2 separate regions of the Homo sapiens genome follow, and region 2 is linked to region 1. A link is a contact called in ENCODE Hi-C data. All regions are on one chromosome and are shown on one strand. Each heading gives the region's core, a stretch centred on a gene start or an enhancer-like site at or near the end of the contact. The rest is flanking DNA. Distances are from core to core; before and after follow the strand shown. Region 1 overlaps PRDX6-AS1 (PRDX6 antisense RNA 1). Region 2 overlaps RABGAP1L (RAB GTPase activating protein 1 like).

Region 1 (4,378 bases), core at 1,042-3,541:
CCAGACTACAAACCTGTACAGCATGTTACTGTACTGAAAACTGTAGGCGACTGTAACACAATAGTGTGTATTGCAACATATCTAAACATAGAAAAGGTAATGTGTTGTGCTACCATGTTACAATGGCTACATAACTAAGCAATGGGAATCTTTCAACTCCATTATAATCTTTTTTTTTTTTTTTTTGAGATAGAATCTTGCTTTGTTGCCCAAGCTGAAGTGGTGCGATCTTGGCTCACTGCAACCTTCACCTCCCAGGTTCAAGCGATTCCTGCCTCAGCCTCCCAAGCAGCTGGGATTACAGGCACCCGCCACCACACCCGGCTACTTTTTTTATTTTAGTAAAGACAATGTTTTGCCATGTTAGCCAGGCTGGTCTCCAACTCCTGGCCTCAAGTGATCCACCCGCCTCAGCCTCCCAAAGTGCTGGGATTACAGGCGTGAGCCACCACGCCCGACCTCTATTATAATCTTATGGGACTACCATCCATAATGGTTCATCGTTGACAGAATATTTTGTTATGAGGGGCATGACTGTACTAATTTACAAGAAACAGAAAATGGAGGATACTGTTACAGAGGACCACAGGCATCCAATCCATAAAAATCTACAGGACAAAGTACTCAGTTTTTCAACTGATTGCCAGGATAACAAAACAGAGAGGGACATGGAAGGGGAATCTATGGAATAAAAGATTTAAGAGAAAAAGGAACCAACTATAATATGTGCAGCTGATTTTTATCTTAATTCAAACAAGCTGTAAAAATTGTGCATATGCATTTATGAGATAATTATAAATTTAAATACTGACTAGTTTATGATATTAATGAATTATTGCTAATGTTAGTTGAATTTATTGTTTTGTGGTTACTTTTTAAAAAGGAATTATTATCTATAGAACTACATATTGAAATATTTGCAGATGAAATAACATATTGGCTGGGAGCAGTGGCTCATGCCTGTAATTCCAGCAATTTGGGAGGCCAAGGCAGGAGGATCACCTGAGGTCAGGAATTCGAGACCAGCCTGGCCAACATGGTGAAACCCCGTATCTACTAAAAATACAAAACTTGTGGCCAGGCATGGTGGCAGGTGCCTGTAATCCCAGCTATTCGGGAGTCTGAGGCAGGAGAATTTATTGAATCTGGGAGGCGGAGGTTGCAGTGAGCCGAGATTGTGCCACTGCACTCCAGCCTGGGTGACAGAGCAAGACTCTGTCTAAGGAAAAAAAAAAAGAAAGAAAGAAAGAAATAACATATCAAATTTGCTCCAAAATAATACAGGAGAGAGGATATGTGTAAAACAAAATCAGGCCACATGCTGCTAATTGTTAAAGCTGGACAAAAAGTACATGGGGACTTATTACACTATTATCTCTACTTGTATGTATCTTTGAAATTTTTTTCATGTTAAAACATTTCTTTAAAAAAAAAGAGTATTATGAAAGTATCTGGTTTCTACGAAAAATGATTATTTTTCCAAAAGAGAGAAAAGACTGGCCCCCCTCTTTCTTGTATTTCCTCACCTCTCCAAATAATCTGCTCACATTTGTCACACTTAGACATGTGCTCCCGACCCAAACAGAAAAGAAAAAGTAACCAGAATTCTTGTAGCATCTGTTAGGTGCTAAATAAGTAGAAAGAGTTCTAGTTTAAAATGTGTGACATTCACTTGTGAAGACAGAGAAGCTGAGAGGGGACCCCGTCCTTTGTTAGATGCTGCTCTGCTCATTCTCCATGGCTCTTGGAAACAAGAGCCCAAAGAGAAACTGGTCCTCAAGAGACAGATCCAAGACTGAGCACAGGCTACGCCACAACCTCCACCAGCTGTGGGAAAAGACCATGTGGGGTGTGAATGGCAGCACCCAGCACTGTGCCTGCCGCGTGGTGGCGCTTTATAAATGTTTGAGAAGGGAGAGAGGAAGTTGATTTAGTGGGTTTAGTTTTTAATTGGGTCTGAATAAAAGGTGAGCTTTTGCAATATCCTCTAATCCCCCTCATATATCCTTGTTGCAGAAGGAAAAGTTGAGTGAGAATGTAATTGCCAAGACCCCTTAAAGTGACATTGGTCATAGCAAATGTAGCAGCTTCCTGCCTTACTAAGAACTTTTAGGACGTGCTGGGCTGACGCTGTCAGCTGCTGCTTTGTAAAAATAAGCCCTATAATTAGATTGCTACTCCTTATGAAGCCCACTCAAGTGCTATCCTTTATTTTTAACCTTTATCACAGTCCTCAAGACAGAGTGTGTAGGGCCTCGCCCACAGCTGCTGAGTCAAACCCCAGCAGGCTCCACCCTTCCTGCTCCCAGCTGCATTCCGCTAAAAAAAGGCCTGCCAGCAGCCTACGCAATGGAACGCGGGGTCTAAGCACACAGACGGTTGCAGGGAATCTAATATCCAGGCAGCACTGAGAAAGAACAGCTGCGCCAAATTTGAATCTTCTTTATTTACTCAGCCAGGCAGCTAACACACACAAATAACATTGTTTCATCTTGAATGCACAGAATTCACAACTGCCTTCTTAGCTCACTCCTGTTGCTCAACAATCCTTTTTTACACTTGCATGTTTAATGTAAATAACTTTCACAGAGTCTTCCACTTTCTCTGTATCGATATTACGAACCTGTTGGCATAGTTAGTTGAGACAATAAACATTTAATAATCTTGTGGGTCAGGAGTGGGAATGCCAGAGGAATGCTTATAGCAAAGTCAAGGGAAAGTATTATAGGGCAAAGGGATGTAATGGGGATTTCATTATATTTTGTTGCTTTCTTTTTTGTTGCTTATAACTTGGTATTCACATTCTCTAACAGATTCTTTGAAAAAGTGTGTGCATAGCAAATAGGGCTCCATTTAAATGGACACATTAGGGTGAAGGGTCTATAGAGTTGTTCACTGCAGGAATTAATGTCATACTCTGTCTGCACAAATAATTGTATTAGGTGACAGGCAATACCAACGTTTATATAATTTGTGCTATATATAGCAGATGTAACTCAGAGGCTGTGTACTTAATCCTATAAAAATCTCAACATAAGACACTCTTCCTCCAGTGCCCACAGATCCCACAAACCCTTTGCATTCTAATTAAAGCTCTGCTGGGGTTAAGGCTAATTGGTAATAAAACCCAGGCCTGTGAGAAAGCCTTTCTGTAAAACAAAGAATCCATTTGTCATGCAAATAAGCAGCCTCCAAAGTGGTAAATTTGAATTTTGAATGTTCACCTGTTATCTTAACATTTCTTAGAATGTGGTTCAGCCAGTAATTGCTAGATCATTATTTTCCAGTTTTCCTCATTGCCATCCTTCAAAGAGCTAAAGGGCATGTTATTTGTATTGTTAAATTAATATTTTGTTGTTGTAGACCTAAAGTAAATGAATCACTGTAGTTGTCTTTGGTTTTCTTTGGAGAATGTGTTTGCATTCTAAATATTTTCCAATACAATAATTTCTTTGAGAAAATTTGTCGGTTTCCTTAAATAATAATCTTCAGGTTAGGCTTGAAATTCAAAAGTATGGTGGTTCCTTCCTGATGAAGGTCCTTAAAGGTCTTTACACTCCATTCTTGAGGAAGTTTCTGGGCACTAGAGGGCGCTCTCAGCACACTGGGACGGGATTTGTTAGTTGCACAGAATTAAGAGCCATGCGCTGATTGTTGGGCCTTGGGCCCTGCTGGGGGCCCAAAATCAGCCTGCAGAAAGAAGCCACCTCCGTGAGCCTGCATTGGCTCTCAACTGCAAAGTGCCAATTCATCTGCCTTCAGTGAACCAACTGACCAAACCAACTGCTGAGCTTTCTCCCCCAGGGGAAAGGCTGGCTGCTACAAAGATTCTTTTTTACTCATTTCTGAATAAAATATTTCATGGTCAACAATTGTTTTCACATGCACTACCTTGCCTGCTGTCCTTCACTGACAACATTTCAGGGTCTCGCAAGGCATGGAATACAATGCATGTTCAGGACTGCAACCTGATGGTGATGTGTAATGAAGTTTAGTGTTGGATTTCGATCTTGGCCAAATGGTGACTCCTTGGTGACAGGTCATGTGCTTACTTCCTCAGCAGATGAGTTCTCCTCCAGCCTCACTTGTGACCAATGATGTATCATGAACACAGGCTGGTGCTGAAGCTCAGTATGTAGCCCCCTTGGCTAGAATACACACTTGATAATAGTAGCAAAGTGAAATCAGCAGAGTGTAGCAATGCCCTGAGAGGACCTAAAAGAACTGGGTGAAGGAGGCCTTAAGGATTGACAACTAATACCTAATGGCTAAGACCTAAGAGGGTAGAAGCAGAAGAGGTCCTCCACAATTAGCATTTGGCACGTAATAATGTGAAGCAAGACACATCACTTCCTAGTAATATGCTATAAACAGGTGA
Region 2 (4,052 bases), core at 130-2,629, 790 kb after region 1:
ATGTACAAGTAGTGCCATTACCTTGTAACAGGATATTTCCAATTCCTCCCTCTCTCCCCCTCCCCTTTTTTTTTTTGCCATTGCTGTCATGTTTTTTTTTTTTGTCCATGTGGTATAATCATCCAATACATTTATTCTTCCTTTTATCACATAGATCCACATTTTTGACCTATATAATTTTCTTTCTGTCTGAAGAACTACTTTTAATCTTTCTTTCAAGCCAGATATGCTGGCAATGATTTTTCTTGGTTTTTGCTTGTTTTGGAACTTGTGTGATTAAGGAATTATAATGAGAAAGTGATGGGGGCAAGGGTGTATTGGGCCTTGTAAGTCTTGGGAAGCAGTTTGAATTTTATTTAAATTTTAGTGAAAAGGTTTTGGTCTGGAGTTTTCATGTAATCTAATTTATTTTCCGAAAAAAAATTAAATAAATTGGCAGCTTTGTGAACAATGACGTAGATTGAGGGAAGAAGACTGGAAATAGAAGATGGGTTAGGAGGCTTTTACAGTAGATAAGAGCATTGTTTGGACTAGAGTGGTAGTAGTAGTAGACAGAAAAATGGATAGATGTGAGTCTTATTTTGGAAGTGGGTCTGACATGACTTGCTGATGTGAGGAGTAAAGAAGTGGAGGTGAATCAAGGATGATATCCAGGTTTCGTGTTCAAGTAACTTTGTAGAAGATAGTGGTGTTATTTACTGAAATGGCAAATCGGGACTGGAAACAAGTTTGGAGGAGACATTAGGAATTCCATTTTGGTCATGTTTCATTTAAGATACGATAAGACTTCCACATGGAAATATCAAGTAGAGAGGTGAATTTCAGGGCAGGAATTTAGAGAAGGTATTTGAGTTGGGATAGAAATTTGGAAGACTGTTAGCCTGCAGATGGTATTTTCGTCCATGACAATGACAGACATTACTTAGAGTGTGTGACAAGGGAAAAGGTCAGGATCTGAACTCAGGGAATTTCTAACATTTAGAAATCAGGTAGAGGAGCAGCAACCTGAGAAGGACTTGAAGGATTGACCACAGAAAGACATCTGGAATATGTGGTGTGTTGGCAGTTAAGGATTCATCGTGCAGTCTGGAAGAGTAAAGACCTGGCTTGTAACACATTCTGCATTTTTAGAAACAAAATATACAAAGTGAGAAAAAAACCTTCAGAGGACAGATGAATGTCGCTTGGGTTTTAAAAAGGAAGGGTGTTAACATGCATAACAGAAATAAATGATGGCTAGCTAATTACACTGGTCCAGGAGTATGGTTATTCTTTATTTTGATATTCTTGAAATTTTTGATTTTTTATAAAGTTGGAAAGTAATTACTTTTTAAAAGATACACATGTAACTTGAAGCTAGACTCATTCTTTTTATTGCCAAGAGTAATGGTGTTAGTGTCACCTAATGGCAAAATGGAATATTGCAGCTATACTTATAGGCTATAATGAAAAGGTAACCTAATTAGAAAGAAAAATAACATTTCTGGGGGGATTTTAGGCATGGATCAGTAGACTTACTATGGCTTACAAGGTCCCGTGTTCTTTAGCCCTAGCCTGCTTGTCCTGCCCCTCTATCACATTACTCATTTGGTCACTGAGCAGATTGTGTAATAGTAGGGTTCTTTTTTGTCTTTCAGGTTTAGGCTCAGATATTTTCCTCTCAGAGAGCTTTTTCCTACCACCTTAATTTGTCCGTATACTTCCCATAGCTACTGTTTGTCACATTAACGTGTTTATTGTTTGCATAGCCTTTAGAGTGACTTGGAATCACCATTTGCTCCCTTTTTATTTGTTTTCTTACTAGTATGTAAGCCCCAGAAGTGCAGGCTACTTGTTTTCCTTATTCACTTAGGTAACCTCAGGGCTGAGTTGTGTCTGTTATATAGTGTATGTCTGCAGTTAAACTTAGTTGTGTGAGTACATGAACTTCTGGATATGATAGTGAGTGTTGTTTCTATGCTGTAGAGATCTATCCAGAAAACAGAATTACACTGTGTTTGATTACTGAAACATTATTTGCTACGTGAAGGCAATATAGAAGCTTTTTTCTTTTTCTTTTTGGTGTTAATAAGTGATAATGTGTCAGGAAAGAGAAGCTATATGTCTTAGGATGTTGAATTCTGTATTAGTCAACTTTAGTTACTCAGAAAAAATATTTGCAGGTACAATATTCGGTCTTGAGGAGATAAGTTTTTTTTTGAAGCATTTAGATTTAATTAATATAGCAGTGTCAGTGAATATGGTTTTGTGTCTGTGTGTGCATTTGTAGGTATTTCTAGTATCATTTAATTATTTCCTCTATTAAAAAGAAAACAGTATTTCTAAGAGAAATGAGAGTGAGTGTGTCAGGTAAACAGTGATAAATCTGGTTGAGATATGGACTGGTTTGTGTAAATTTTTAGGTAACAATATGGCTCTATTAGTCTGGAAACTTAGGATGAAGAGAGAGTACATTTCCATTAAGTGGCTCAGTCCAAGAAGGTAGCCTCCCTAACTTTGAGATAATTATCTAGCCAGCAGGATTCTTCTTCACATAAACCATTTTTAAAGCTTTATTAGTTCATGTTTTTAATTAGTTCATGTTTTTAATCAGTAGGTTTTTTTTTTTAATCCCTTTTGTTTTTCCAGGTGGTTGTGGGAAGAGAAGTTTGCAGAACTGAAATGGAGGTCAGAGCTTCATTACAGAAGGTTAGTGGATCATCTGATTCTGTGGCTACAATGAACAGTGAAGAATTTGTTTTGGTTCCTCAGTATGCAGATGATAATTCTACAAAACATGAAGAAAAACCTCAACTGAAGGTATTTTTTTCTTTTCTACATATGGTATAATTTTTAATTAAAAACTATTTGAAACTTAGGAGATGTGTAAAATGCAAAGGTTTTTCTCAAGTGCTGACTTTCAAAATAAAATCAATGTTTGATTTATCCAGACCCTAATTATTTGGTTTGTGTATTTTAAAAAGTTCTTGCTTTTGGTTGTTTACCTTTTGATTTGGAATTTTAGGGGGAAGAATAAAAGAAGAAAAAGAAGAGAAAGGATTTTTTGGTGAATTAGACATAATGGTTAAATTTTACATTACTTTATCTGGATGTTTTTGTTTCTCTTACTGCTGGGTTTTAGAAGTTAATTAAATGTTTTGCTTTCACTTGAGAGACTTTTTTCTTTATGATTTTTATGTTTTAAATCAGCTGGTAACGTTCCGTTGTGTGATTTAACAGTCGACTTGTCTAAATGTTTTTAAAGCATATCTTATATTTTTAGCATTTGAGTTTTTATTTAGATATGGTCCCTTTTTCACTTCTGTGTTGCACTTTCTAAGTCAAAGAAAAGGAAGCAAGTAAACTCAGTTATATAGGCTTGAAAATGGTATAACTGTCTTCTAGAAACAGGAATAGGAAAAGTAGTTAAAAGTGCTATATATTACTTATGACTTTTATTTAGTATTAACTATGGCATCAAAAGTGTATTAATATATCAGTCTAATAAAATATATTCTGAAAATGAGATTACTAAATGTTTATGTTGAGAATATATTGTTTTATAATTTTATTTAAATAATCAGTGGCTTTATTTTTAGATACCTGTATTTTAGCATTATTGTGTTTAAGACATCACTTATTTGCTTAGGCTTTGTGTTTCACCTGCCTTTGAGAAAACTATGAGTCAACTTAAGTGTAAGGAAATTAGCAATATTCATCTTGGGAGCTAGCCAACAATTTGTAAAGAAATCAGAAATATGGTTATGCTGTGCTAACAAGAAATATAACCTTTTAAATGATATTCATAATAGACCCGATTTAAATTTACCTATTTTTTCCTTTAGACATGTAAATTTAAGGTTATCTGATTTTTAGGGTGTGTTCCTAAAAAAGAAAAAGAAAAAGAAGGGCCAGGCGTGGTGGCTCATAGCCTGTACTCCCAGCACTTTGGGAGGCCAAGGTGGGCAGATTGCTTGAGGTAAGGAGCTCAAGACCAGCCTGGCCAATGTGGGGAAATCCCGTCTCTACAAAAAATACAAAAATTAGCTGGGTGTGGTCGTGCACGCCTGTAG

The links. Hi-C counts contacts between places; a loop is a spot of excess contacts on that map. Pooled maps may share reads with other maps.
Region 2: a loop to region 1 is called in a map of B cell, with 23 times the contacts of the local background. The contact joins two enhancer-like sites. A Hi-C loop is called at or near these places in 29 of 168 maps with a recorded cell type or tissue (A673, B cell, CD4-positive, alpha-beta T cell and 23 more), 25 of 37 single-sample maps with no recorded cell type and 39 of 50 pooled maps.

What each region holds. Positions count from the first base shown.
Region 1 is chr1:173,427,785-173,432,162 of GRCh38, forward strand. The region is part of intron 1 of PRDX6-AS1 (PRDX6 antisense RNA 1); the gene reads right to left. The region is part of intron 2 of LOC100506023 (a long non-coding RNA gene); the gene reads right to left. It also overlaps a transcript of TNFSF4 not described here. Among named protein-coding and RNA genes, the nearest start is that of PRDX6-AS1, 31 kb to the right of the region's middle. RefSeq lists an enhancer at 3,486-3,780. Within about 2 kb of position 2,292, at least 34 of the 41 ENCODE cell types and tissues checked have a DNase peak (open chromatin) inside an H3K27ac peak, as active enhancers do.
Region 2 is chr1:174,216,497-174,220,548 of GRCh38, forward strand. RABGAP1L (RAB GTPase activating protein 1 like) reads left to right here. Exons shown (of 26, transcript NM_001366446.1): 2 at 2,629-2,799. The coding sequence starts at 2,662. Among named protein-coding and RNA genes, the nearest start is that of RABGAP1L, 59 kb to the left of the region's middle. RefSeq lists a silencer at 3,989-4,052. Within about 2 kb of position 1,380, at least 3 of the 41 ENCODE cell types and tissues checked have a DNase peak (open chromatin) inside an H3K27ac peak, as active enhancers do.